7 separate regions of the Homo sapiens genome follow, and all the other regions are linked to region 1. A link is a loop called in an ENCODE intact Hi-C map of the cell type or tissue named here. Cell type or tissue: PC-3. All regions are shown on one strand. Region 1 overlaps LINC00616 (long intergenic non-protein coding RNA 616). Region 2 has its middle 260 kb from the start of LINC00498. Region 3 overlaps SLC7A11 (solute carrier family 7 member 11). Region 4 overlaps LOC105377448 (a long non-coding RNA gene). Region 5 has its middle 340 kb from the start of NOCT. Region 6 has its middle 270 kb from the start of SLC7A11-AS1. Region 7 has its middle 210 kb from the start of LINC00498.

Region 1 (4,000 bases):
TTCTTGCCACAGTTTAATAGATTTTCTTGAATAAATGTTTCTTCATGTTTAATGTATGTACTTTGGACAATGTCTCAAGACTTAATTTTTTAAAAAGTAATTTTTACCAAATATGGCTGTTTGACTGGGAAGCTGATCCACAAACCTCCTCACACTGCCTTTCTGGACATGTATTTCCAGGTTAGCTTGCCTTTTGATTGTCCTCAAGATATTGTATGTTTGGTAGGCAGAGGCCTGACTTTGTTATTACCTTTATTTGGAGGTTAAGTATGGTTTAATGAAATGTGGATGTATGCCAAATCGAAAAGAGGCTGATTGTGGTCACTTTGCCTTGTGTCACTTTGGCTCGACTGAACTACATTTCCCAGAATTCTCATTCTGGTATGTTTCTGGTTAGGATGGCCACATGAGAGATTCTTCTGGGATTATTTGGAGGGCAGAAGTACAGCAACAGCCGTTTTCACTCTCACACACTGTTGCTTATTTGCTGGTTCACTTTATTGTTGTGAGGCAGCAGCCAGGCCTGCAACTGTTCCACATTTCTTTGAAAGCATTTAGTTTTTCTGACTTCCAGGCAGGTGTGTGTGTTGAATAAATGTCCCAGCTTTTTTTAGACACCCATTCTACCAGGTTCAAAGGCTTGTATTTGTGGGTTCCAGTGTTTTCTTTCTGTGTCTTACTTCACATCCACTTTCCCATCCTGATTGTCTGACCTATAGAATTTGAGCTCCAGCATCAGACTCTTACAGGAAAGGGGTCCTGATCCAGACCCCCAGAGAAGGTTCTCGGATCTCGTGCAAGAAAGAACTCAGGGCGATTTCACAGTGCAAAGTGAAAGCAAGTTTATTAAGAAAGTAAAGGCATAAAAGAATGGCTACTCCATAGTCAGAGCAGTGGTATGGGCTGCTGGATTGGTATAATTGTAGTTATTTATTGATTATATGCTAGACGAGGGATGAATTATTGATGAGCTTTCCCAGGAAAGGGGTAAAATCTTTACCCTTTTACCCCGGAATTGAGGGTCTCTCCAGTTTTTAGACTATATAGGATAACTTCCTGATATTGCCATGGCATTTGTAAACTGTCATGGCACTGGTGGGAGTGCCTTTTGGTAAGCAAATGAATTATAATTAGAGTATAATGAGCAGTGAGGATGACCAGAGGTCACTTTCATCACCATCTTGGTTTTGGTGGGTTTCGGCCAGCTTCTTTACTGCAAACTGTTTCATCAGCAAGGTCTTTATGACCTGTATCTTGTGCCAACCTCCTATCTCATCCTGTAACTAAGAATACCTAACCTCCTGGGAACGCAGCACAGTAGGTCTCAGCCTTATTTTACCTAGCATCTATTCAAGATGGAATTGCTCTGGTTCCAACATCTCTGACAAGACATAAAGGCGACCGTTTACAGACACTACTAAGCCCGCCTCACAATTCTGAGAAGTCAACTATCTGTTAAAAATTATTATGTATGTATATATCTCTTAGTGCTTCCGCTTCTTTCACTGAAACTCAATGATACAAACATCAACAAATCTTTTTTGTTTTTTTGTTTCCATTGAAGAACTTTCTAAACATAACTCTGAAGCACAATTATACAAAAACAACAAACAAAAACACTTTTGGGGTGAGGCTGGAGAAGGACAAAGAGGTTGGGGTATATAGAGAATAATCTTCTGTACCTTTATTGTAGAGGGACCCTGAAGAAACTTGAGACAGAAAATTATAAAAACAAGATTCCTCTTCCGTGTCACACTCTCCTTTTCAAAGCCATGACCCCTGGGGAGACTAAGACACTCTTTCACTGGGACACAGGAGAGCACCAGGGAGCTAAGATGGTGTCTCTGGACCTCCATAGAAACCCATAATGAGTAAGACTCTCAGCTTCATCACTTTTAACTTTGAGACCTTGGGAAGGCTACTTAACCACTCAGTTTCCTTCTAACTTAGGACACTATTCTGAGATGATAACATTTGTGCTAGCTGTTATCATTATTATTCCCCCATCTTGCCTCAGGAGTTCAGTTTCCTCCACATTGGGAAGTTTGTGATGAGCTGAGAAAATGTTGCAGGCAGCCCTACTCGGCTGACTCAACACTGGCTATTTTGGTCCCCAGTGTCAGGGTTGCTGGCCTTCCATATATCAGTGTTCCTCTTACAGATTTCTGAGGTCCCCAGATCTTGTACTGGTTTTCTGGGTCTTCTGAAGTTGGCTCCAAACCAAACTGTTTGCTATGAGCCATCATAATGCTTTCTCCAAGAGGAAACAGTGTTTCCCTAAGTTGTAACATTTCCCATTGTCCCTCTGAGGAGATTGGGCCTTTGGGTCCCTCAAGAACCCTGCTTTTATAGGTTTATTGCTCCATCTGCTGGAAAGATGTATAATACAAGCAAGATCTGGGGGCTGAGATCTCACTGGATGCCTGGCACTGGGCTAAGATCTGCACCCACATTACCTGGTTTCACTTCCACAAACACTCTATCAGTTCTGTCTTACAGCAGATAAAACTAATGCTTACAGGAAGTGACTTCTCTCTATCATTCAGCTGGCCTGCCAGCATTGGACCCAGCTAGTCTGGCTCTGGAAAGTGCATTTTATCACTATTCTATAACCATAGCTGATTTGGGCTCCGTTAGGGTTGGAGTAGAAATCTTTCCTACCCACTAATAAACGTATGTATTCTATGTGTGGTCTTCTCAAAGGAACTCACACATTCAGAGAAAAATATCTACTTCATAGAATTTCGAGGAGTCGAGAAAATATTTTAATGCAAGCAATCTAGCTTAGTGTCTGACATGTAGTAAGTTCTAAATAAATGCTATTTACTTTACCTTCCTCTAGATCCTTATAGTGCCCTCTCACTTCCATCTAACTGTGGGAACATTTCCTATAGCCCTAGAGCATATTTCTGAAGAACTAAAGATGTTTTAACCCTCTTTTATCATGGGACCCTAATCATCATACTTTGAGTTCCCATTTCCAGTTCAGAAGGCTCTGCCTCAGTTTCCTCCCCATCACAAGACCAAAAGGCCCTTAATGCAAGTAAGATCCTTGAGGACTTGCTTTGATATTTCAGTGTTAACAAGGCAGGGACAAGATCTGTCTGCTCTTCATTCCTAACTTCCTAGGTACTAGATTTAGCAGTGTTAGCACTAGCTCATATTTGCAAATCTCCTTGCAAGTCCAGATTTGCTCCTGTACAAAGGAGGTGATTCAGAATGCCTTTCCTTTAGATTAGTATGTAATGCAATGTCATGTCGATTAGTCAATAGAAAATATGAATCAGCATGTTTGCTATCAGATCAAAACGACTTGCAACATATATTCATCATTGAGGGGTTTGGCCTTTATTACCAGTGCTGGGAAAATGCCTGGATATTTAAATATTTAAATGCCTGGATATTTAAATATCTATGTCTTTCCCAGTTTAAACTTCCTGTGCAAATTAAAGAGGCTCGACCCAGTGACCTCTAAGGTTTATTTATCTTAAATTCAGGTGCTTTCATATTTCATATCTTGTTCATATTTACCAAAGAATAACCTTGGCACTTTGCTGGGTATCTCATTAAGATTCAAAAATAGGTACCAGTGTTCTTACTAATTCTAGCTTGAAAACTATAATTAATAATATACAAATTTAATTTATGGTATTTTAGTGACATTTTATCATACTTTTATTGCAAGGAAATTTGCTTTTTTTAACTCCTGGTTTATCAATGTTTACTTTTTTTTTTTTGAGATGGAGTCTTGCTCTGTCACCCAGGCTGGAGTGCAGTGGCGCTATCTCAGGTCACCACAACCTCTGCCTCCTAGGTTCAAGCGATTCTCCTGCCTCAGCCTCCCAAGTAGCTGAGACTATAGGCGCGTGCCACCACGCCCAACTAATTTTTTGTATTTTTAGTAGAGACGGGGTTTCACCATGTTAGCCAGGATGGTCTTGATCTCCTGACCTCGTGATCCTCCCGCCTCAGCCTCCCAAAGTCCTGGGATCACAGGCGT
Region 2 (4,000 bases), 540 kb before region 1:
ATATTGGCTATCTCTTAACAAATTGGTGTAGTTTTTATTATTTTTGGTAGATTTGTCTTTTAGTTTTCATACTAGAGATGTGAGTGGATTACACACAACAATTACTGTATTAGATTATTCTAAATTTGACTGTATACTGACTTTTACCAGCAAACTCTACATTTTCAAATGTTTTCTTTTTGCACATTAGCATTCTTTTTTTTTTCAGGTTGAAGAATTCTCTTTAGCATTTCTTGTAAGATGAATCTGCTGGTGAGGAATTCTCTCAAATTTAGTTTGAGAAAGAGTTTCTCTTGTCTTCATTTTGAAGAAAAGCTTTTTTTTCTGGGTATGGTATTTTCTGTTGGCAGTTTTTTTTTCTTCAGCAGTTTGAATATGCCATTCTACTTTTTCCAAGTCTACATAAGAAGTCTGTTGCCAGATAAATCAGAGCTCCTTTTTATGTTATTTGCTTCTTTTCTCTTGCTGCTTTTAGTATTCTCTTTGTCTTTGACCTTTGAGAGTTTGATTATTATATACCTTGGGGTGGTCTTATTTTTACTGAATCTGTATGGTAATCTATGACCTTCCTGATATGGTTTGGCTGTGTCCCCACCCAAATCTCATCTTGAATTGTAGCTCCTATAATTCCCACATGTTGTGGGAGGGACCCAGTGGGAGGTAATTGAATAATGGTGGCTAGTCTTTCCTGTGCTGGTCTCATGATAGTGAATAAGTCGCACGAGATCTAATGGTTTTGTAAAGGGGAGTTTCCATGCACAAGCTCTCTTCTCTTGTCTGCCACCATGTGGCCACCATGATTGTGAGGCCTCCCCAGCTATGTGGAACTGTGAGTCCATTAAACCTCTTTCTTTTGTAAATGGCTCAGTCACAGGTATGTCTCTATCAGCAGTGTGAGAACAGACTAATATAGTGAATTGGTACCAGTAGAGTGGACACTGCTGAAAAGATACCCGAAAATGTGGAGGTGACTTTGGAACTGGGTAACAGACAGAGGTTGGAACAGCTCAGAAGAAGACAGGAACATGGGAAAAATGTTTGGAACTCCACAGAGATTTGTTGAATAGCTTTGACCAAAATGCTGATAATGATATGGACAATGAAATCCAGGGTGAAGTAGTCTCAGATGGAGATGAGGAATTTGTTGGGAACTGGGGCAAAGGTGACTCTTGTTACATTTTAGCAAAGATACTGGTGGCATTTTACTCCTGCCCTAGAGATTTGTGAAGCTTTGAACTTGAGAGAGGTGATTTAGGGTATCTGGCAGAAGAAATTTCTAAGCAGCAAAGCATTCAAGAAGTGACTTGGGTGCTGTTAAAGGCATTCAGCTTTAAAAGGGAAACACAGCATAAAAGTTTGGAAAATTTGCAGCCTGACAATGCCACAGAAAAGAAAATCTCATTTTCTGAGGAGAAATTCAAACTCTCTTGAAGGCTCTCTTTGTGCTCACTGATTCTTTCTTCTGTTTCATCTAGTCTGCTATTGAGAGCCTCTAATTCATTTTTCAGTTCAGCAAATATATTTTTTAGTTCCAGGATTTCTGTTTGATTTTAAAAAAATTATTTTAATCTATTTGTTAAATTTTTCTTATAAATCTCTGAAATGATTTTTCAGTGTTATCTTAGAGTGATCTTAGACCTTCTATTTTGAATTCTTGAGTTGAGGGCTCACGTATCACCATTTCATTAGAGTTGATCACTGACTCCTTATTTTTTCCACTTGGGGATGTTATGGTTCCCTGTTTACTATTGTTTCTTGTGGATGTATGTCTATGGCTTTGCACTGAAGGATTGGTTATTTATTCCATGCTTTACTCTCTGGCTTCTTTGGTCTTCCTAAGGTACGTTTACTTAGATAACTGCCTCCTTTTCATCACTAGATGGTGCCATAAACCCAGCTTCGTTCAGCTCTTGCAAAGATTTGGAGCACTGTTTGTCTCAAATTGGGGAGGAGGTCTTAAAGGAGACACCCCAACAATGTTGAAAATCTGAGTCAGGGTTCATGCTTAGAAGACCTGTGGAGCCTACCGCCTACAGCATGGTGCTGCTGAATAACCACTCTGATTTGGCATGGTCTTTAGCTGAGATAAAGAGTAGAATTTAACAGGCTAGGGTTGCTAGTCCTGTCTCCCCACTTTGTCTTTAGCTGCCTTCAGGGGTTTTTCTTTCTATAGGCACTCACAATGTTTCTGTGGGTTGAGGTAGAAAAGGTTTCCCTGCAAGGGAACTCAAGATGGTGAGGAAACTGGCTGCCCACCTTGATCTCACTTTGCCATGTGTAGAAACTGTTGAATCCAGGGGTATTTTTCCACGTATAGTGCCTGGCAGATTGGAGACAGGGGTGTTGCAGATACAGAAGTCCAATTGTGTTACCACCTGCTTGGAGTTTTTTACTTTTCTGTGGCCCTAGAAATTTTCTCAGCCTCAGCTTTGAGGTCTGGGATACTGCTGGTAATAATTGTTATGCTAGATATTTGTTTTGGTTTTCTAGGGAAGGAAGGTGAGGGTGAAGCCAGATTGTTCCCCAAAAAGACCTAGTATTGACTACATTCACACCCACTCAAGTTTCTTCTATTCAAAAGCAGCATCATGATTTAGGCTAGCCAAAAGGAAAACAAACTATGAAAAATGAACTGGAGGTTAATCGTATGTAACTGAGGTGAGGGGGACAAGCATGTATTGAAGATGTTTGTGGTACTCATTACTTGGCAATATAAAAACGAGTTAATTTTTTTTTAGGGTCACCAATCAGGAGCAAATTTTTTGTCTTTTCTGCTATTGCCAAATATTCTGATTATACTTATTTTTTCATACCTGGACCATCTTGTTGACATAGTTGTTATAGCCCTTTAAGGTTCTGAGTAGCATAGAGAAGACATAGGCTAGTCTGGCTCATAGACTCTTAAGAGAGTTTATCGACCTCATGATAGATGGCATGTGGAGCAAACATAATCTCTCATGCTCCAGTTTTGTCTCAAAGAAAAAGATATTTACTAAGCGTTCATACTCCTATTATACTTTCTGTCATCATCATGATCTATCATATGCCAAAATATTTTGGGGGAAGAGGAATACCTTAGTATTTGTATTGCTGGATCTCTGCCTTTTTTTTTTCTCACATCCATAGTCTGTAGTACCTTGAATGAACAAGGTATATATTTCCAGTGATTGCAGACTCCGTAGTAACCCATAATATAGGTATTTGTTGTATATAAAAAGTCCTATATGTCATAGATTTCAGACAACAAACTTTAGAAAACAAAATCTTTATCCAGGGAGCCATAAAAAATAGAAGTTTGGGATAGGGTGGTTGGTAAAGGAAAAATATCTTAAAGCACTTGTTTCTATACCTGGCTATGCTTTTGTGGAAATATAATTAGAATTAAAATAAAATTTGGACACTTAAAGGAATAAGCTTTAGTAATTTGGAAGATTTCCTTACATAGGATGACACGCATAGTGTATTTACGTACTGAAATACGTAACATTGGTTCTCAAAGCTAGTGTTCTAATACACTATTGGTAAGGGTCAGTGGGAGGTAAAGAGGTGATTTCACAGCTTCTATGCACAGATTACGTATCACAGGCAAATAATCTTAGTAGTCCCAAATGTGAGTGTCACTGAGTGTATCTTCATGAAGAAAATATTTGGAAATGTTGAGATATAAGATTTTTACCAATACATCTTTAATCAGTTGTACACATAAGTGAACATATGGCTCTGAGATTACATTTGGCCCCTGACTCTATCTTAGACCGATCAATGTTTTTAATGACTTTAAAATTGTTTAGGTATTTGGGTTAGTTTTTCTTGATATTGACTTGAGAGCCTTTTATAAATTAAAAATCCTAAGAACATAACTATAGGCAAATATTATAATGAAAACAATATAGAGACTGTGTCTGTGCTGATTGGAGTGTAGCCTAGTACTGTATTCTGGTGGGTAATCTGGTAGTAGTTGGATTAAAACATGTGAATACTATGCTTGCTTTGGTGTAGA
Region 3 (4,000 bases), 150 kb before region 1:
TGTCACTTAAGAATTTTGATGTGGACCATATAAATTTGGTTTTCCTAGTATATCCTTTTGAATACTAGTCCTGCGATATTAATAAATTTAGGAAATACTGGGTTATTCAAAGTTAAACCGATGTTGTTATAATACTTCTCAGAATATTAAAGATACCAACATGCATTTGAACTCCCTAAGAAGTGGATACACATAATTTTATAGCATTTTCCAAAATTTATTTGACACTAGGACCATCTTTGTCCCCAAAGATCATGTTATAAGACTGTTATTCTGTGATACACTTTTATTTTGCATAAAACTTAGCTAGTAAGAGACCATTCACTCTTGACCTCATAACAATGAATGGTGAAAAGTTAAGTTCCCATTACTTGATGTCAGTTCCTTTTAAAATAGTTAGTATTACCTCATATCAGCAGCATCTACAGGGAATAAATTATCTCATTTCATTTGAACCTGTGTATGAGTTCACTACATTGAAAAAGACTTCGACCACTGCTCTAAGTCCCACCAGACAATCAAATATACAAAGCTTATTGAAGTCAGGTCAGTCATCTCATCTTTTGAGACAAAGGGCAGCACTTATTCTTTGGGCATAATGTGGCCCATTAATTGCATAGCACCAGCTGCATCAAGGACAACTAATGAATCCAACACATTTTCTTTTTTTGGAAAATACATCCTTCATGGAAATTTGCAATATCGCACATATCATGGCATAAAAGAACATTTTAGAAGTTGTGTTTATCTTTTAAGTTTCTGTGGCTTATCGGACTTATATTTGTGTTCTAGCCTTTTTATAGGAAACCACAAAAGAAATTGACACATACATGAGGGGGAGGGAGGGACTTTATAAACAGAGATTTAGCTAGTGTGATTTTCTGGGAAAAAGATTTTCAGAGCTACTCATGTATATGCTATAAATTATTAAGTCATCAATTATTTTATTTACCTCCTAAGAATGGGATTGGCATATGAAACACATATCTGTAATACTTCTCAGTGTATTTCAATATAAAATTTGGTTTTCCAGGCTAAAGAGAACGTATTATACAGAAAGATTTCTATCTCCAGTAGAACTTCTGATTTGAGCTTTTATCACTTGTCAGAGTCAGAGACAATACACATCATAGTTGATAAAGATTCGATAAATGGATCATTGCTTTTTGAAAGTAGAGAGAAGGTGCTTGTTTAGATCTTTGACTATAGTTTTGCAACAAGCAATGCCATGGTCCTTGCTTTTGATTATTGTCTACGGAGTTAGTCTGACCCTAACCAAAGAGAGAAATTATAAAACATACAAGTATCACCAGGCTAATAGAAAGTCATAGAGCAAGTTTGGCCTAAATTGTTTCATTTTATTCCACTTTCTGGCAAGGCATTAATTTGCTTCGTTCTTTCTTTCACTAGACCTTTTCTGAGCGGCTACTGGGAAATTTCTCATTAGCAGTTCCGATCTTTGTTGCCCTCTCCTGCTTTGGCTCCATGAACGGTGGTGTGTTTGCTGTCTCCAGGTGAGTGAGTTCATGTATTTCCAGAAACACATTTCTGTTTTTGAGATTGGATGTGATAAGGATAACTTTAAAAAGAAAAGAAATAGTGCCTCCAAACCTGTTGTTTTTAAAGGGACATGCAAGATTGAAATATTGGTCCAAGTATCAACAGCACGTTTTATTCTGTCCATTAGAGGGCACTGCTTGCCTATTAATAGCTTATTTGGAAGACGGACATGTGGCTTTTTTAAAAATAGTATTTCCACAGTCTAACAATGGCATTTTATTTCTGGTGATATAATTTTCTGTTTCTCTGAAGATGCCAAGAAAAAAGTAAAGTAAGAGACATCAGAAATCACCACCCCTACCATCAGTATTTCCTTTGTTTAGTTTGATGCAATAGTCTTTTTGTTTTAATATACGATTAAAAGCCAATCAGATAAATGTGAATGCTACATATAGGTGTGTGTACCTGTGGATGTGCATGTGTGTGTGTTTGTTGAATTGGATTGACAACACACATATAATACTAGGAATCTAGAACTAGATTTCCCATCAGCTATTTATATGTAGAGAGAGCTATGCTGAGTCAGATATTGCTATTCTTTCTCTTCAAAGAATAATATAATGTTGGCAGATTTTGTAAAATCCAAATTTAGATTTCCTATGATATTTCTCCACCTTATTTGAAAAGTGAACTTAGGCAATCACCTAAGGAATACCTGACCATTTGGTATGAAAAGATGCACGTTTTCTCTGGGATTTTTGGATTTTCCCTTTGAAATGATCAATCATACAGTCAACTCCACCCACATTTCTCTCCCATCAGGTTATTCTATGTTGCGTCTCGAGAGGGTCACCTTCCAGAAATCCTCTCCATGATTCATGTCCGCAAGCACACTCCTCTACCAGCTGTTATTGTTTTGGTAATGCATATTAACAAGTATATCTAGATATAACCTTGAATAATAGGTTAGCAAAAAGGAATTCCAACCAGACATTAGATAGTATTTTACTTTCTCATTCATTGCTAATGTATGTCATGGTGGAGTTTGGGAGGCAGGATATCTTCCATCTCTTCCCTTTACTCCATGTTTCTGATGCCTATTTTTTTTGATGCTTTGGGGCAAAAATCATCATCACCTCACTTTCATCTTTGCAGAAATGTGTAAGGTCTAAGGAAAATGATTGGCTTGGCTCCTCTCATTGACATAGCACCTCACAGAAAAGAATGTAGAGTATTAAGTCCCAATGACTTAAGGAAAGTAGAGCAAAAAGCTACAGTCCAAAAAGTACCCAGATGTATCATCTAGGCACCTTATAATGAAATGCACACAAAATTATTGAAACAATTGATAAAATCCTAGACAGTGCCATGATTCATTTGAGACATTTGAGAGCAAGTGTCTTTTATCCTGCAGGATAAAAATAAAAGCACCACGAGGTAAATTTGAGTTGTAAAATTCTTTCTGCAGAGCAAAGTGTGAAATGTGAGCTACAAAAGACTGTATGAGGTGTAAAAGTCCTCAAATACCCATTGGCAATGTTATATTCATTTTTACTGATGATTTTGTAACATTTCTCTCAACTGGAGTCTGTTGTCAGGAGCACCACAGAATGCACTGAACATTTTTTTTTCATGCATTTAATTTGTTTCAGAACGTTTCCTTGAAATTTCTTTTTAAAGTATGTGTACTCTCTGTGCAGAATCTGGATGTTAACGTCACTTGTGGGAACAGAATGTATTATTCCGTGAAGAGGGCTTTCATTTTAAGCCTCTGCTATCAGTCATGCTGTCCTTGGCATGTGCAGCTGCAGAGACTTGCTAAGCTGATCTCTGCGCTTCATTCTTCTCCGTGGTCTTGAGGGTCACACACGGCAAGCACACCAGGAGAGTAAATGTGGAGGAAAAAAGGTCAATGTTTTGCAATCAAGAGCCAACAGAATCACCTATGAGTGTCTGTGTTTCCTGGGTGTGGATAGCCAAGAGCTCACCGGAGAGCATTTGCAGAGCTTTCTGTAAATCTTCCAATTGGGCCTCTTTTACTGTTCATTATCGGTTATTTACTAATCATCTCAATCTTTGAGTCTTTCAATTTTGAGTCATTGAGTAACCTTTCTTTTACTCTTTGAAGACATACTATCTTCTCTCAAATGCAAAAGGAACTAAAAACACAACACAACATTCATATAGAATTCCACTTGAATAAAGTATAATGGCCATATCACTCTCATACTGTTACTGGTGTGTAAATGGATTATGACAACAGAATATAGAAAAGAGATTAGTCAAATCCAAGTTTTAACTATGATGATAATTTATCGGTATAAATAATTATTTGAAAAAGGTCGTAATGCATAGTGAGGTTTTTGTTGTTAATCATCTGTGTTTTCACTGAATTCACCAAGCTTGCTTCCCTTTCCCCCCTCAGCACCCTTTGACAATGATAATGCTCTTCTCTGGAGACCTCGACAGTCTTTTGAATTTCCTCAGTTTTGCCAGGTGG
Region 4 (4,000 bases), 840 kb before region 1:
TAATCTATGTATCTAACTATCCACGTATCTGTGTATGTATCTATATCTATCTACCAATTACCTATCTACTTACCTGTCTCTGTTTCTATCTATCCTCTATGTATCTATCTATCATCTCTCTATACATTCACCTGCTTTTCTGTCTCTGTATCTCACTTGCTTACTCTCTCTGCCTCTTCTCATTTTTGTTTTGTCAGGCTGAAATTACTTATCTTCCCAGTAAGGATGAATAATAAAGCAATTTTTTCCCACCCGTGGTATGTCAATCATTCTCCTGAGTGGACTGTTCAGATAGTTTCATAGAATTAAAATTCCAAGACTGCCCCCAAACTTGAAGCATACATCTATAATGCCTCCTGAGGGTTTTCAGAGGTTCCAGTACAGGTGATCACAGCTGCTGACAGTGAGGGCCTCTTCTCTGAAGGGTCCTGGAGGACTTTTAGTGTGATCATCAAGGAGGCATCCCCAGGCGCCTGTTGGCAGTAAGAGTCCACATCTTCCCATTCAAATTCTCTTTGTCTCCTGAGTTGTGGATGGAATTTGGTGGCTGTAGAGTCCCATGGAGGATCTCTTAATGTCATCTCCTCCTTAAAGAGTTACAGGTCTTGGAAGGGAGACCTGCATTTCTTGAAAGCAAACATAGTCATGAAACCTGTAAAAAGAATTTTTGAAGAGCAAATAATCTAGTTTCTGTCTCTGCTCATTTGACTTGCTAGAATTATTTTAGTACCTATAGCTGACATTTATTGAGTGAGAGCTTAGGCACTGTTATATGTGTTTTACATGTATTAACACATTTAATTCTCACAGTAGCCCAATGGGGTAGATACTATTAATAGCCCTATTTTACAGGAAGGGGGTTAATGAGGAAACATATCTTTTTGAGGGTAAGGCATACATTCTGCTTGGGGATTAAACAGACTAGGGAATCAAAAAAGTGAATTTCTGTCCTACCCACATTTTACTTTTAAATTCCCTACTGATATGTAAAAATAATTTTAAAATAATTTAAAAAATAGGGCAATAAGAATAAATAGGGCAGGGGAAAAGTAGAGCAATGATGACTAGATTTATGATCCGCTAGGGTTGAAGTGAGTGGAGGAGTTCTCCACGTCAACTTGTGACCCCCCTCGGCCACTCGTCTGCTCTTGAGAGCATCTTAAGACAGATGTTCATAGCCATTGTCATAGTGCTGCCGAAGCCCGATCTCCAGCACTTCCTCCCTCCATGAAGACAGAATTGCTGGGTCTAAGGGAATCTGGATTTCCATCTATGCCTAACTTCTGTTGACCTTTACTCTTAGCAGAACAAAAGAGGGAACTTTAAGGCCCAGATCCCCCTTGCCTCTGACCACTTTGTTTCCGTGCCTGTTGGCAGGTGTAGGGTGGAAGAGAGAGGGGACTGACTCCGAGCCGCTGCTTCTGTGAGGCGGGTGGGATCTTGATTGCACGCCGCGGATAGTGTAAGCTGCTGTTTGACGTCCCTCCGGACAGCACCATTAACCGCCTGAGCTTTCAAATGGGCTAAACTTGGCTTCCGTTTTTAAGCCTTTAAACCAGAGCATGGAGAAAGAAGGCCCCGCTAGTGTAGGATATTGACAGCTTAGCTAAATTTAGAGGCCATGTGGAATGTGATTTTCCATATGTCCCTTCCTGATGCCAGTTGGCACTGCAGAGTTCACACAAACCCTGCACATTTTCATACTACAACGCCCTCCACGCACATGCACACCTACACACGCATGCACACACATGTGCCTGCATGTGTACACACACACAGGCAATTTGTGCATTTCAGAGTATGCTTCAAGCCAATGACTAAGCAGAGACAGCTTAGCACTTTGCAGATTTGTTTGAAAATAGCTCCTTTCTAAATGCCACAGAATCCGATTGCAGCTCTCTCTCTGAAATCTATGAGGAAATGTCATATGCCCAGCACCGGTCTGAGGCACAACAGTTCTGCTGGCCAACTGTAGTCTTCTGTCAAGCCTGTATAAAGTATGAACTCTTCAGCTTTCACCGCCAGAGCCTCTCATTCTCTTCAAATTCTAAGAGGAAAAAGCTTGGGAGACCTGACAGGATATGGCCACTAGATGGGGCCAAAGGTCTGTGAAACATTTTTGTGGGCGCTGAAATCTGTAATTCCGCCCTTAGCTGAAGAATCCTTGCGGAAGAGAAGAGACCTTGATCATAAATCCCACACGCAATAACAGGTTCATAATGCATCCTAGTGACTACACGTTGTAATTTTTTCTCCCAGAGAAATAAAATTTCTCTTTCAATGGAGAAGGATGTTCCTTTACATCGAACATGTGCTAATGTTAAATCTCTTTCCTAAGAAGCCAGCAACTAAGCCTTTAATGTGCACTGACCAAGACATCTGGGCAATGCCTGCAGTGAAATGCAGATTGATAGCTTGAGGGCCTAAGAACACATAAGCCACAGTCTTGGCAGCCTAGATAGAGAGGGCTATTTTTCCCCTAAAAAATGAACATTTGACTTGTCAAAATGTTTTCTCATTGATCCACTGAAACAGAATCTGCAGATTAGAGAGACAGGTTTACAAAAAATCTCATTCATTTTCGAAGAGAAGTTAAGGGGAAAACAGAGACTAATTTCTTTCACTTAAAATGTATCTACCTATTAAATACGGAGCAAAATGTTGAGTGAATAAAATGTCAGTGGGACAGAAATCCATTTGTTTGTTGCCCCTGACTCTTCCCTTCCTACAGCCTTCCCTGTTACCTGGGAAGTGGAAATCAAAGAACATAAAAAAAATTGCTAAATGATATAATTAGCAGCAGAATCTATGTATGAAAACAGTTAGCACCAAACCTACATCTACATATCCATTTATTCTTCAGAGCCTCGCTCTGTCGCCCAGGCTGGAGTGCAGTGGTGCAATCTCGGTTCACTGCAACCTCCACCTCCCAGGTTCCGGCGATTCTCCCGTCTCAGCCTCCTGAGTAGCTGGGATTACAGATGTGCACCACCACGCCCAGCTAATTTTTGTATTTTTAGTAGAGACAGGGTTTCACCATGTTGGCCATGGCCGGTCTCGAACTCATGGCCTCATATGATCCGCCTGCCTCAGTCTCCCAAAGTGCTGAGATTACAGGCGTGAGCCACCGTGCCCAGTCAATTTATTCTTAATAGTGATCCTTTTCTTAGCAGTGCCATGCAGCAAAAAGGGCTGACGTTTTTTGACTACGATGCACCTTTTGGTGCTTTACTGGTGAACTCTTTACATGATGATTATTTATGATGTGCAAAATGTGAGATTAGAGAAAAAAAACAAAACAAAAGCAAAACACCTAAAACTTAATTTGATGCTGAGTTACAATTCCTTTGAAATTTCAACTGTTAGGGGTTCACAGCCATTTCTCCAAACTGATTTCTTGGAACTGCACTAGGAGAGCAGGTGGCTTGTGTGTCTTTTTCACTCTTGTATGCCCAGCACTTGGCATGGTGTCTGGTACAGAGTGGGCTCTCCAACTACTTGCAGGATGAGTGAGTGGCATGCAGGCCTGGCTGTGGGCCTGGCACAGAGATAATATGTTCATTTCCATATTTTGTAGGTGTCACAATCTGAAATCTGGTTATTTCAGATTGACCCTTCCAGAGGCAGAGATTTATCTAGAATCCTTGAAACCTTACAATTTCAAAAAAAAAAAAAAAAAAAAAAAGGATAAAAACTACCACATCCTCATTCCTCAAATGGGGACAAATTCTGCTGCTTTTCAAAGAAATCAAACCAAGATTCTCAAAGTAGAATGTGGTGCAATAATTTTTAATAGCTTTTTTATTACTGTGTTTATCACAAGTAGGAGGCATTTACTTTGTAAATATTCTCCTTTTCCAGAGTTTGGTGGTGTTTTTCTAGTTTCCATAATGTTAAATAGTCATCCCATATTTAGTCCAGGCTCATGTGGCCATTTGCAAAAGGGATGACAGTGTACGATGAGGCACACACTCATATTTAGACTCTAACATAAACAGAG
Region 5 (4,000 bases), 640 kb before region 1:
GGCTATAAAATGATGATAGAGAGAGGCAGGAATCATGGTCCAGGAGAGGGAGGGGAGCAGGAGGCAGCACCAAGAACAGCCATGCAGTTTAGAAGAGGTGAAAAACAGGGAAATGTTAGTTGCTTGCATTTTTTTGTTGCTTTCTTTCTTTTCTTTTCTTTTCTTTCTTTCTTTCTTTCTTTCTTTCTTTCTTTCTTTCTTTTTCTTTCTTTCTTTTCTTTCTTTCTCTTTCTTTTCTTTTTCTTTTCTTTCTCTTTCTTCCTTCTTTCCTTCCTTCCTTCCTTGTTTCTTTCTTTCTTCTTTCTTTCTCTCTCTCTTTTTCTCTCTTTCTCTCTTTTGCTTGTTTTAGTCAGGTTGTTCTTGTGAGGGCAGAAATCTGTGTAGTAATCTTAAGGCTGTCTTCTCCTCTGATTTAGTGGATGCTTCTGTTTAATGAATCACTTCATGCTACTTACTGATGGGGCTTTCAAAGGAATGGCTTTGCGGTAACAAGTACAATTAGAAATTATCATCAGCAATTACAAGTGATACTCTTGATTTTGGTTGGCTGTGATCATTGTTTATTGGTTGGGCAGGGCCTTTCCATTATCAGAAATATCCTTTTAATTTTGGAGAAAATCAAGGAAAAGCATTAATTGATATGTTTATTTTTTATAGCTTTATAATGTTTGAGAAGTTCTGAATAGGAAATCTTCTCAATGGAAATTTAAAATTTTATTAAGTGTTACTCAATGGCTCTCAAAATTCAGTGTGCACATTACCCGAGGAGCCTGGAAAATGCAGAATTCTGGGTCCTATCCCCAGAGTTTTGAATTCAATAGATTTGGGTGGAGTCTCCAAATTTGCCTTTTTAACAAACTCCCAAGTTACCCTGATGCAGGTGGTAGGGATCATGGTTTGCAGAAAACTAGATCATATGCCTGGACTTCTCAGCTAATTATGTCCTGATTAGCTCTACGGCCAACCCCTCCCCACGTGTTTTCATTTGATATAATTTTCTCTAAGCTAGTTGTTGTGTTTTCATGCATTTCGGGAAGGAGGCTTCTGAGAGTGCGGTGTATCGCCTGCATTGTTATTTTCAGAGCTTTTGGTCTTAGGTTTATTCCCAGTACAAAGACTGAAGGATGATCTGAAATCAAATACATTTGTCTGGGAGTGGAATGTCTGTTAGACCCAGGCATTGATTTCCTTGAGCTTGAGTTCTCAGTAAATGTCTTTCCAGTGAGAATTCCAATCAGAATTCTAAAGGTTATATGAAATAGGATTGATTTCTGGGCTTCCTCCAGGGAGATTGCTTAATTTTTATAAGCAAAATTAACTCACCACCACGGCTTGTTTTGTAATCAGCACACAGTTCATATTTTAGGATAAAATGCTCTGTTGATTAGTGTGTGAAACAGGTGATCCAGAAAATATCTCTGTGCTGAGAATCTTTAAGGGAGAAATATTTGCACTCCAGAGGATGAAAAGATAGCAAAACGAAATCTAGGCAGAACTAGGAGAGATGCCCGATTTCTACAGGTGCTCTCACACTATTCGACCACCAGGGGGCAGCATTGCACTTTGTTTGGAAAACGGTCTCTGTGGCTAGCAGCCCTTTAAAGGAAAATAACATCTAAGTGAGCAAAGCTAAAAACCAGAACATTAGCAAGAACCAGAAAACCAACAACACAGAACCCAAACTCTCTTTGTTATAAAGTGCCGTCTTTGCTTTTCTTGGTACACGGGTTTTAATATTGTAGTATTAAGACTCTCCAGGGCATACTTTATCGGTCCATTAATACATACTTAGGGGTGGTGGATGATTCAGTGAGATTATTTTTCATTTTTCTTACTTTTTGTTTGCTTCTCTCATCTCATCTCACTTGTCCTTGTCTTTGTGTCAAACAACTACTGTCCTGTATCTACTTCTTTCAGAGCAGAGATAGGCCCAACAGCTGGCTGCACCTTGCTATTGGCTGATCATTTTGTGGAGCTGGGTGGACGTGTATAGATCCTGGCTGGAAAGCTCTCTCCTTCTTGGTGTAAAACCAGGTTCACAGTGTGCATAGTTCTGGGAAGTTCCTGGGGATTATAGTTATTTTTAATGCACCCTCACAAACACTTTTATAGGAGTCAAGCTATCATATTATAGAAAGTGATGCAAAATAAATATATGCTAAAATTTTGTATTTTTAAAATTGACTCATATGATTAATGGATAAAGTGTGGTTGAATGAAAGACCCAAGTATGAGTGTTAGGAATGTGATTTCCGCCAGTCCGGGGATCATGTCTGTTTGTTCAGAGATGATACATCAAGCTCCTAGAACTGTGCCTGGCATGGCAGGCACTCAATTAATGTTTGTTGAGTGAATTAATGAATTTAAACACATGTTATGACCAGCTCCTCCTTCCCCTACCTGGGCTTTGCGTTTGAGCAATGATTAACTTGGGAACTAAGGTAAGGCTGGGGACATTTACTTGGCCTCCTTGCCTGTCTCAGTCACTGTCTCTTTTATTTCTGGGGGTAGTGGAAGTAAAATGACCGAGAGTTTCTTGAAGGAAAGTCCTAAAATCTATTATTTATTTATTTATTTATTTATTTATTTATTTATTTATTTTTTGAGACGGAGTCTTGCTTTGTCACCCAGGCTGGAGTGCAGTGGCATGATCTCGGCTTACTGCAACCTCTGCCTCCCAGGTTCAAGTGATTCTCCTGCTTCAGCCTCCCGAGTAGCTGGGATTACAGGTGCCTGCCACCATGCCCCACTAATTTTAGTAGAGACGGGGTTTCACCATATTGGCCAGGTTGGTCTTGAACTCCTGACCTTGTGATCCACCGGCCTCAGCTTCCCAAAGTGCTGGGATTACAGGCATGAGTCAGCGTGCTCAGCCCATATCTAATCTTTAAGAACAACTATAAACCCTAAATATTTTCGTTTCTCTGAAATGTGCATGTAACGTTGCATACAATTACAGCATTAATGCTGCCTTTTTAGGGGAGTTTCACTAAGACTAGACTTGAAGATTTCTCGGTACTAATGCCCTTCTATGAGGAAGCCCTCCTATTTTGCTTCCTCCTCCCTTTTCTTCTCTTGCAAGAAACAGTCAGGTTGAGAAACTTGACTTTGAACAGGAGCAGGGCAGGGAATAACAGGCACATGAAGATTAATTACCCTCGTTGGAATCCAGCTTGACTGGGCAAGGTGAGACAGTTCAATTATTTAATCATGTTGGTGCTATTGGCTTCCAAATCCTTGAGTGCCAGGATAGCCCTTCCTTTCCATTTAATTTACATGAGGAATTGCTCCTCAACTCGCTGCTCTCAGCTGAACCCTCCGGCAGAGGGAGAGGAGCAGTCGATTTTGGAAGGAGATGATCCCATCTCTGTATCCTCTTGGGCTGCATTTGTGAAGAGTTCTCAGCGCTTATTTTGGAAGCTGCCAGACTACTTGTGTCTCTCCTGTCCCCAGCAGGCTGCTCCGTTCCGTGTGTAATGGAAGCTTTCTCCCTTGCACATGACTTTTTAAGGCTTTCTTTTGGCTCAAGAATGTCTACCCATTGAAGCTACAGGTCAGAGCATGTCTTAGAGCAGAACATGCTAGAGCAGCACAGTCCAATAGAATGTTCTGTGATGATAGAGATGTTCTGTAACTGCCCTGTCCGGTGTGGCAGGCAGTGACCAAATGTGGCTATTAGCACTAGAAATGTGGCCAGTGCGATGGAGGAAATGAAATTTTAATTGAAACTAATTTAAAGTTAAAATTACCTATGGCCCAGTGGAGACTATACTGGGCAGTGAAAGACTAGATTGTACCTGCGATGCCAACAGAGAGGTGATTTTTGTTTGTTTGTTTCTGGTGGGGCTTGACCGTCGCACTGCCACACAGCAGGGCTGCCTTGCACATTTAGTCCCCTGGTATTAACGTAGTTTTTCCATTATATCCCACCAAGCCCTCTTGTTTCTCACCATGCCCCTCTGCTACTGCATCTTGGTGATGTCACTCCTCATTAGCATCT
Region 6 (4,000 bases), 220 kb after region 1:
CCCTCTGAAGATAGGGTTAAATTTTAGCTGGATACAAAATAGATGAAACACTGTGGAAAGTTATTTTGAACAACCAGCCTATATTTATGCATGATAATTATTTATACACTTGATATTTAGTAATGCAAAATAATAAGAAATCGAATGCCAGTGCTTTAGATTGATGTCAACTGTATTGTGTACCCTTAAAAAAGTCAGACTTACTAGAAGCATATTTTAAATGTGTTGTTTTTAAGTAAATATATGCACATTTCTTTATTCACTAAGCTTGCCTAGTCTTATTAATTCAAAACTATGTAAATTATTGTTAAATAATTTAATATCTTCATATTTGATTTATTTTCTTTATATTGCATCCACCCTGTCTTTGATGGGATATAGCTTACCTTGCTAAAACTGACAAAATTCAATCATTTTAATTAACTTCTCTTATTTTTATTTTCCCTCAATCACAGAAATCCTTGAAAATGGCTTTAGGAATATATTGAAATTGTTCTTTAAAAACTCAGTTAGGTCTATCTGTTGTATACATGTATACAGGTTGCCAAAAGGAATTTACTACAATGTAACTGAAAGTTGGTATAATTTGTCCGTTCTTCTTTTAACTCAATATTTCTGATTTTGTGCCTGCAGTATAATTTTGTAGATTAAAACATCAAAATCCTCGTTTTAATTACTTCAAACAGATAAAAGTAGCACAATTTATTTATTATTAAGGAAAAATACATTTTCCTTAAAAATAATTAGAATGCTATATTTATTCTGAGTCTGAGTCTAAAAATGAATCATAGCTATTAGCATGAGCATTGAAGAAAATTAGGAATAAACTATTTTGGAAAAGCCTCTATAAACAGGATATGCTTTCTGCTATGCTCTATATACTCTGTTTCTTTAAGGATCCATTTCACCCCACATGTACATACTCCCTGAAGCTATAATTTATGATGGAGGGTGAATATAAGACCAATGAGCAGTTTGATTATGATGAGAGAGGAGTAAGAGGGAAGAGTACATGCATGGGCACTGAGCTCAGCGTTCCTAATGAGAAGGAGAGAGAAGGGATCAGACTCACCAACAAAAATGAGCACAATAAAAAGATTTGGTATAATCCAAGAATCAGTTTCCTTTACTTCATGATTTTGCTGAGGGAAAAGCATGAGAAAGTCCTATTTACCACTCTTATTAATTGAATTGTATTCCTTTCAAATGATATGCTGAAGCCCTAAACCCCAGAACCTGAGTATGTGACCTTATTTGGAAACAGTGTCATTGCAGATTTAACCAAGTTAAGATGAGGTCACTAAGGTGGCTTTTAATCCAATATGACTATTGTCCTTATACAAAGAGAAAATTCGGACCCAGAGGCAAAAATGCACAGGGAAAAGATGATATGAAGACACAGAGAAAAAATAGCCATGCGATTGGAGTGATACATCTATCTACAAGCGGATAAACTCTAAAGATTGCTGATAAACCAGAAGCTAGAGGTAAGGAAGTATTCTTTTCAGTCACAGAGCAGTTATGGCCCTGCTGATACCTCAATTTTAGGCGTTAGTCTTTAGAACTGTAAGGCATTAAATTTTTGTTTTTTAAAACCACTGTTTTGGCACAGATCTAGCAAACTAATATTTTTTAGTTTCTAAATCATCTTCATGATGACTTACATATTTTTCAGTTTTCACTGGGCTTTTACTCTATGCCTCAGCTCTTAACAGATAACCATGCATTCACTAGTTTTCAAAAAGCCCATTTCATTTGTATCACCATCAATTCAAAGGATAGGAATTTATATTACATCAATGTAAAGAAAAACATGTTAGGGTAAAAATAAAATTATTTCTAATGAAAATAAATTATTTTTATACACATGTTTAGTTAAGATAGCTATGTATTAAAAACTAAAATACACTCAGCTTCCTCACTATCCTGGGTCTCTTCACAGGAAACTCTCTTTTGCCTTGACCTACAGGAGTGCCTGTAGTGAGTGCCTGCAGCGCTAAAGCACTTGAGACCAGCTAGAGACAAAGAATGGGGATGGGGCTAGCAGTAGCCAGAATGTCAGTATGGCTGCTCTCCATTCTCACCAGAGGAAACACAAAATCAGAGAGGCTGTTGAGCAATGCCATGTTTCAGGAAGAATGGTCTATGGGTTGTGTAGGCATGATTCCCTAGCTGGTGTTTCCACATAGCTCAGGTAACTTTCTTGGGTCTCCTCTAGGCCTATCCAAGTTAAATGCTATGCCAACCTCAGAGCCCACAGTAGACTTGCAGCAAACCTGGGTTTAGGGCTCCATCTAGTGCTGAAGAAAAGGCAGTAATCTCAAACTAAGAAACACTGTATCAATCAGCACAGTATGTCTAGACAGAATATAATAAAAAGTTGGACACAAAGCCTATAGCAAAGACTGGAACAAATAGTTTTTAAATTTTTAAATCCATAGACATTGATATATATCCATAAGCGTCAAGAGCAATCAGGAAAATATGACCTCATCAAATGGACAAAACAGGATACCAATGACCATAAAGAAGTGGAAATATGTGAACACTCAGACTAGGAATTCAAAATAGCCGTTTAAAGGAAAGTCAATAAACTCCAAGAAAACACAGAAATAATTCAGAACTTTAAAAATTTAAAAAAGTAATTGAAATTATTAAAAAATCAAATAGACATCAAATAGCTGAAAGATACATTGAACAAACTGAAAAATGCAACAGAGAACATCAACAGCAGAATTGATCAAGCAGAAGAATCCATGAATGCAAAGACAGCCTATTTGAAAACACAGAAGAGGAAAAAGAAAAAAATAATAAAGAGGAATTAAATCTTAAGATATCTATGGGACAACATCTAAAGAGAAAATGTACTAGTCACTGGTATTCAAGAATAAGTGAGGATGACAAAGGGGTAGAAGGAATATTCAAAGAAATAACAAGCAGGAAACTTTCCAAATGTGGAGAAATAAATATCCAGGTATAGATAGGTCAAAGATCACCAGTCAGATTCAACCCAAATAACCCTACTTCAAAGCATAAAATAATCAAACTCTCAAAAGTCACAGACGATGAGTAGATCCTAATACTAGCAAAAGAAAATAATCAAATAACATAAAAGGAAGTTTGAATATTCTTGGAAGCAGACTTCTCAGCAGATACCTTAGAGGACAGGAGGAAGTAAGATGGTATTTTCAAAGTGCTGAAGAAAAAACAAACAAACAAGTAAACAAACAAACAAAACCTCCTAATCAAGAATACTGTACCCAGCAAAGCTATTCCTCAAACATGAAGGAGAAGTAAAGACTTCCCCAGACAAACAAAGCTAATGGAATTCATCACCACCCAACCTGTCTTACAAGAAATTCTAAAGGGAGTTCTTCAACCTGAAACAAATGGATGCTAACCTATAACACAAAAGCAGCTGAAAGTATGAAGATCGCTGGTAAAAGTCAGTACACAGATAAATTCAGAATTTTTTAATATTACAATCATGGCATGTAAACTATATATATAGTTTATATATGGTATATATATATAGTATATATATTTCACTCATACACTATATTTACACATATGAAGATAAGACAAAACTTAAAACTAATAACTATAATAACTTATTAAGAATAGACAACATTAAAAGATATAAATTCTGACATCCAAAATTCAAAATGGGGGAGAATGGAGTAAAAATGCAGATTTTTGCACTTTGGGAGGCCGAGGTGGGCGAATCATCTGAAGTCAGGAGTTTGAGACCAGCCTGGCCAACATGGTGAAACCCCGTCCCCAATAAAAATACAAAAAATTAGCTGGGCGTGGTGGCAGCACCTGTAATCCCAACTACTTGGGAGGCTGAGGCAGGAGAATCACTTGAACCCGGGAGGCCGAGATGGCACCACTGAACTCCAGCCTGGGCAACAGAGCAAGACTCTGTCTTAAAAAAAAAAAAAAGTAGATTTTTTTGTTAATTGTTTTTTGTTTAAAATAGTCTTTTATAACGTTAAGA
Region 7 (4,000 bases), 490 kb before region 1:
ATCTGGTCCAGGGCTTTTTTTTAGTTGGTAGGTTTTTTACTACTGATTCAATTGCAGAGTTCAATATTGGTCTATTCAGAGTTTTAATCTCTTCCTGATTAAATCTTGAGATATTGTGTGTTTCCTGGATTTATCCATTTCCTCTATATTTTCTAATATGTGTGCACAGAGTTGTTCATAGTATTCTCTGAAGATCTTTTGTATATTTTGTATTTCTGTAGGATGAGTGGTAATGTCATCTTTGTAATTTTTGAGAGTACTTATTTGTATCTTCTCTTTTTTATTTGTTAATCTGGCTAGCAGTTTATTGATCTTGTTTATTTTTTCAAGAAACCAACTCTTGGTTTCACTGATCTTTTGTATGGATTTTTGCATCTTAATTTCATTAAGCTCCTCTCTAATTTTAGTTGTTTGTTTTCTTCTGCTAGCTTTGGGATTTGTTTGTTCATTTTTTTCCTAGTTACTTTAGGACAAAATGTTGATAGTTAATTTGAAATCTTTCTAACTTACTTCTTGATACCAGTGTTTAGGGCTATAAACTTTCCTGTTAACATGCTTTATCTGGATCCCATGTGCAGATGAGAAGAATGAATTTTCTGTGGTTGTTGAATGGAGTGTTCTGTAGATTTCTCTTAGGTCCAGTTGCTCAAGTGTCAAGTTTAAGTCCAGGGTCTTTTGGTTAGTTTTCTGGCTTGATGATCTGTCTAATGTTGTCAATTGGGTGTTGAAGTATCCCACTATTATTGTGTGCTTGTCTAAGTCTTTTCATAGGTTAGGAAGAAATTGTTTTATGAACTGGGTGCCCCAGTGTTGGGTGTGTATATATTTAGAATAGTTAAGTTTCTTGTTGGATTGTACCCTTTATCATTATGTGATGTCCTTCATTGCTTTTCTTAATTTTTATTGGTTTAATGACTGTTTTATCTGATATAAGAATAGCGACTCCTGCTCTTTTTTTTTTTTGTTTGTTTGCATGGTAGCTCTTTTTCCATCCTTTTACTTTGAGCCTGTAGGTGTCACTGCATGGGAGATGGGTGTCTTAAAGACAACAGATTGTTGGGTCTTGTCTTTTTATGCAGTTTGCCGCTCTGTGACTTTTAAGTGGTTTGTTTAATCCATTTACATTCATGGTTAGTAGTGATATGTGTGATTTTGATCAGGTCATTGCATTGTTAGCTGGTTGTTATATAGACTTGATTGTATAGGTGCTTTATACTGCCTGTGAGCTATGTGCTTAAGCGTGTTTTTGTGGTAACAAGTGTCATTCTTTTGATTCCATATTTAGCAATCCCTTAAGGATCTTTTTGTAAGGCTGGTCTAGGTAAAATGTATTCCCTCTGAATTTGCTCATCTGAGAAGGATTTTACTTCTCCTTCACTTATGAAGTTTAGGAGAAATTCTTGATTGGAATTTCTTTCCTTTAAGGATGCTGAAAATAGGCCCTCAATCTCTTCTGACTTATACAAGTTCTGCTTAGATGTCTGCTGCTAGCCTGATGAGGTTATCTCTTTATGTGACTTGACCCTTCTGTCTAGATGCCTTTAAGCTTTTTTCTTTTGTATTGACCTTGGTGAATCTTGTGAACACGTGCCTTAGGGCTGGCCATCTTGTATAGTATCTAGCTGGGGTTCTCTGCATTTCTTGGATTTGCCTGTCAATGTGCCTAGTGAGATTAAGGAAGTTTTCATGGACTATATCCTCAAATATAGTTTCCAAGTTGCTTATTCTTTCTTCTCTCTCAGGAATGCTAATGAATTGTAGATTTGTTCTCTTTACGTAATCCCATATTTCTCAGAGGTTTTATTCATTTTTAAAAAATTCTTTTTTCTTTATTTTCATCTGACTGAATTGATTTAAAGAACCAGTCTTCAGGCTCTGGGATTCTTACCTCAGCTTGGTCTATTCCACTGGTAATACTTTTAATTGTATTATGAAATTCTTGCAGTGAGGTTTTCAAACCTCAAAAATAGCTATTTTAAGAAAGAACCAAAGTAAACTAAAAGTTTTTTTTCTTTCAGCTCTTGGATCATTTTACTGGATTCCTTGGATTGGGTTTTAACTGTCTCCTGAATTTTGATGGGCTTCCTTGCCATCGAATCTGAACTTTATGTCAATCATTCTAGTCATTTTAGACTGGTTAAGAACTATTGCTGGGGAGCTAGTGTACTTATTTGGAAGTAAGGGGACATTTTGGCTTTTTGAATTGCCAGAACTCTTTTCTTCTCATCTGGTGGTCGGGGGGGTGGGGTTGGTGTTCTTTTAATTGTGGTGAAAGTTGAGTATAGTCAGTTGGCTTCATTTATGAATGCTTTTAGAGGGCCAGGGCTCTGTACAGTATCTTTATGTGTGGGTGAATTCTTGAACTTGGTTTCACAGGTGTATGTATTAGCAGGATAATTTTTGTTGTTGTAGTTTGGACTGTGATCCAGTAGATGGCAGTTAAGTGTAATGGCTGGTAGCTAGGTTAATACCCAGCCATGGGGCTCTTTTGTATTTCCTTGTCTTTGCAGTGATGCTCTGTTGTTGTTGTGGTGGAGGGAGAGATGGTCCCTCGTCAGATCCACTCCTGGGCCTTGGTGGATCTCCCTCTGAAGACTTGCACTGCATGTGCACTTCTTTTGTTAGGTCTCCTGGGCTGTGGGGCCCTGTCAGGTAGAAGCTGCAGCAGGGAGATATGCCATAACCTTTCTAAACTGGCCCTATGGAGGACACACACCCTACTCTGCCCTGGCCTGAGAACCTGCACATCTCTCCCCTCTCAGTGGTCTGAGGGTGCAGCCTCCTCCACAGCTCTAGTGCTGGCCACAGATCTTGGCTTCATACTTCCAAGCTGTGCACCACAGTCCTGGGGCACCAGGATGCCTTGTGGCTCGCAGTCAGGTTCTAGCTGCACTAGGGGATCCATTGTGCTCCTGGGTCACTGGGAAAGTACTCAGGTGCAGCACTGCACTCAGGCTGGGCTTTAGGGGCTGTGCTGTGCACTCACTTCTACAGGGCAGCTAGGCATGGGCCCTGGGAGGAGCTGCCAGGCAGAAGACGTCACCGAGCAGATGTCCCAGTCCCCCAGCGAAGCTGGCTCCACTCTCTCCTGGCTTGGAGGACAGTTAGGTCATGTGCCTACTGGAGGGGGATGAGGAGCCCTGGGTGATGGGTGTCTATGGCCACTCTCTGCTGGAGCTGCCCAATGCACAAAAGCTCCCAGGCCCCACACTGTCTGAAGACCTATTTCTGCCTGTACCCCAGGGAGATTTCCCCTGCCAGCTCATACATCCATGGGGGATGTGGGGTCCCCTTATAGCTAGGATCCCAGAGGTCCACGGTAAAAGTGAGCAGTCCCCCAGTTCCCTCACTCACCCCTTTCCCAGAAGCCATTCTGGGCCAGAAACTTGCCCTGGTGTTCAGGTACCCCATGCAGGGTTCACAGCTTCCTCCGACTTCAGCCTCAGCTTCACCATTGCCTCTCCATCCACTCTTGGCATTTTCTCTCCAAAGATCTGCTAAAATATGGTGGTTTATTTGATAATTTGGATTCTTTTGGTTGGAGCAAGACTTCCTGGCTGTGTCTAGTCAGGTATCTTGTCTGTCACCCTCACCCCAGCAGCACTTTTTCTTTTTTTTTAGAGACAGGGTCTCACTCCGTCACCCAGGTTGGAGTGCAGTCGCACAATTATAGCTCACTGCAACCTCAAATTTTTGGGCACAAGTAATCCTGGGCCTCAGCCTCTTAAGTAGCTGTAATTACAGAAATGGCTATCATATAATATGTTTCTTTTAGTCTCCATGATATACATTTGTTTAATCAGTGATATTACATGACTTAATTATGATTCTCCACTATGTCTTGTATATGACAGCAAACCTGCCTTTGAAAACTTGTTCCTCAAAGGTAACAATTTTGATCACTCTTGCAGTAGATGGAAGGCAAAGTATATATATTTTCTAATTGAATGTATCATTTCTCCATAACAAAGTCACACAAAGCATGGTCATACGATGGAAA

What was found. Hi-C counts contacts between places; a loop is a spot of excess contacts. Peaks named below come from ENCODE experiments on the same cell type or tissue, not always from the same donor. Only the 100,000 strongest peaks of a DNase experiment are listed, where the experiment ranks them.
Region 2: a loop joins it to region 1, with 9 times the contacts of the local background. A loop is called at or near these places in 14 of 110 quality-filtered maps.
Region 3: a loop joins it to region 1, with 6 times the contacts of the local background. A loop is called at or near these places in 68 of 110 quality-filtered maps.
Region 4: a loop joins it to region 1, with 8 times the contacts of the local background. A loop is called at or near these places in 56 of 110 quality-filtered maps.
Region 5: a loop joins it to region 1, with 12 times the contacts of the local background. A loop is called at or near these places in 75 of 110 quality-filtered maps.
Region 6: a loop joins it to region 1, with 11 times the contacts of the local background. A loop is called at or near these places in 12 of 110 quality-filtered maps.
Region 7: a loop joins it to region 1, with 21 times the contacts of the local background. A loop is called at or near these places in 10 of 110 quality-filtered maps.

Annotation. Positions count from the first base shown.
Region 1 is chr4:138,034,308-138,038,307 of GRCh38, reverse strand. All of the region lies in intron 8 of LINC00616 (long intergenic non-protein coding RNA 616), which reads left to right. The region is part of intron 3 of LOC105377447 (a long non-coding RNA gene); the gene reads right to left. Among named protein-coding and RNA genes, the nearest start is that of SLC7A11-AS1, 53 kb to the left of the region's middle. In PC-3, a CTCF peak has its summit at 2,375 (motif pointing left); DNase peaks (open chromatin) are centred at 2,337 and 3,247; H3K27ac peaks cover 1,487 bases.
Region 2 is chr4:138,574,810-138,578,809 of GRCh38, reverse strand. No RefSeq gene overlaps it. Among named protein-coding and RNA genes, the nearest start is that of LINC00498, 260 kb to the right of the region's middle. In PC-3, CTCF peaks have their summits at 783 (motif pointing left) and 1,882 (motif pointing right); no DNase peak of the experiment used is centred here.
Region 3 is chr4:138,180,716-138,184,715 of GRCh38, reverse strand. SLC7A11 (solute carrier family 7 member 11) reads left to right here. Exons shown (of 12, transcript NM_014331.4): 8 at 1,411-1,514; 9 at 2,323-2,419; 10 at 3,926-4,000. Among named protein-coding and RNA genes, the nearest start is that of LINC00616, 52 kb to the right of the region's middle. In PC-3, a CTCF peak has its summit at 1,678 (motif pointing right); no DNase peak of the experiment used is centred here.
Region 4 is chr4:138,869,315-138,873,314 of GRCh38, reverse strand. The region is part of intron 2 of LOC105377448 (a long non-coding RNA gene); the gene reads left to right. Among named protein-coding and RNA genes, the nearest start is that of NOCT, 140 kb to the left of the region's middle. In PC-3, a CTCF peak has its summit at 2,083 (motif pointing right); a DNase peak (open chromatin) is centred at 2,084.
Region 5 is chr4:138,678,741-138,682,740 of GRCh38, reverse strand. No RefSeq gene overlaps it. Among named protein-coding and RNA genes, the nearest start is that of NOCT, 340 kb to the left of the region's middle. In PC-3, a CTCF peak has its summit at 1,550 (motif pointing right); DNase peaks (open chromatin) are centred at 1,560 and 2,270; H3K4me3 peaks cover 461 bases; H3K27ac peaks cover 667 bases.
Region 6 is chr4:137,818,333-137,822,332 of GRCh38, reverse strand. No RefSeq gene overlaps it. Among named protein-coding and RNA genes, the nearest start is that of SLC7A11-AS1, 270 kb to the left of the region's middle. RefSeq lists a silencer at 2,340-2,389. In PC-3, a CTCF peak has its summit at 2,294 (motif pointing left); a DNase peak (open chromatin) is centred at 2,272.
Region 7 is chr4:138,521,053-138,525,052 of GRCh38, reverse strand. No RefSeq gene overlaps it. Among named protein-coding and RNA genes, the nearest start is that of LINC00498, 210 kb to the right of the region's middle. In PC-3, CTCF peaks have their summits at 1,030 (motif pointing right) and 2,431 (motif pointing right); no DNase peak of the experiment used is centred here.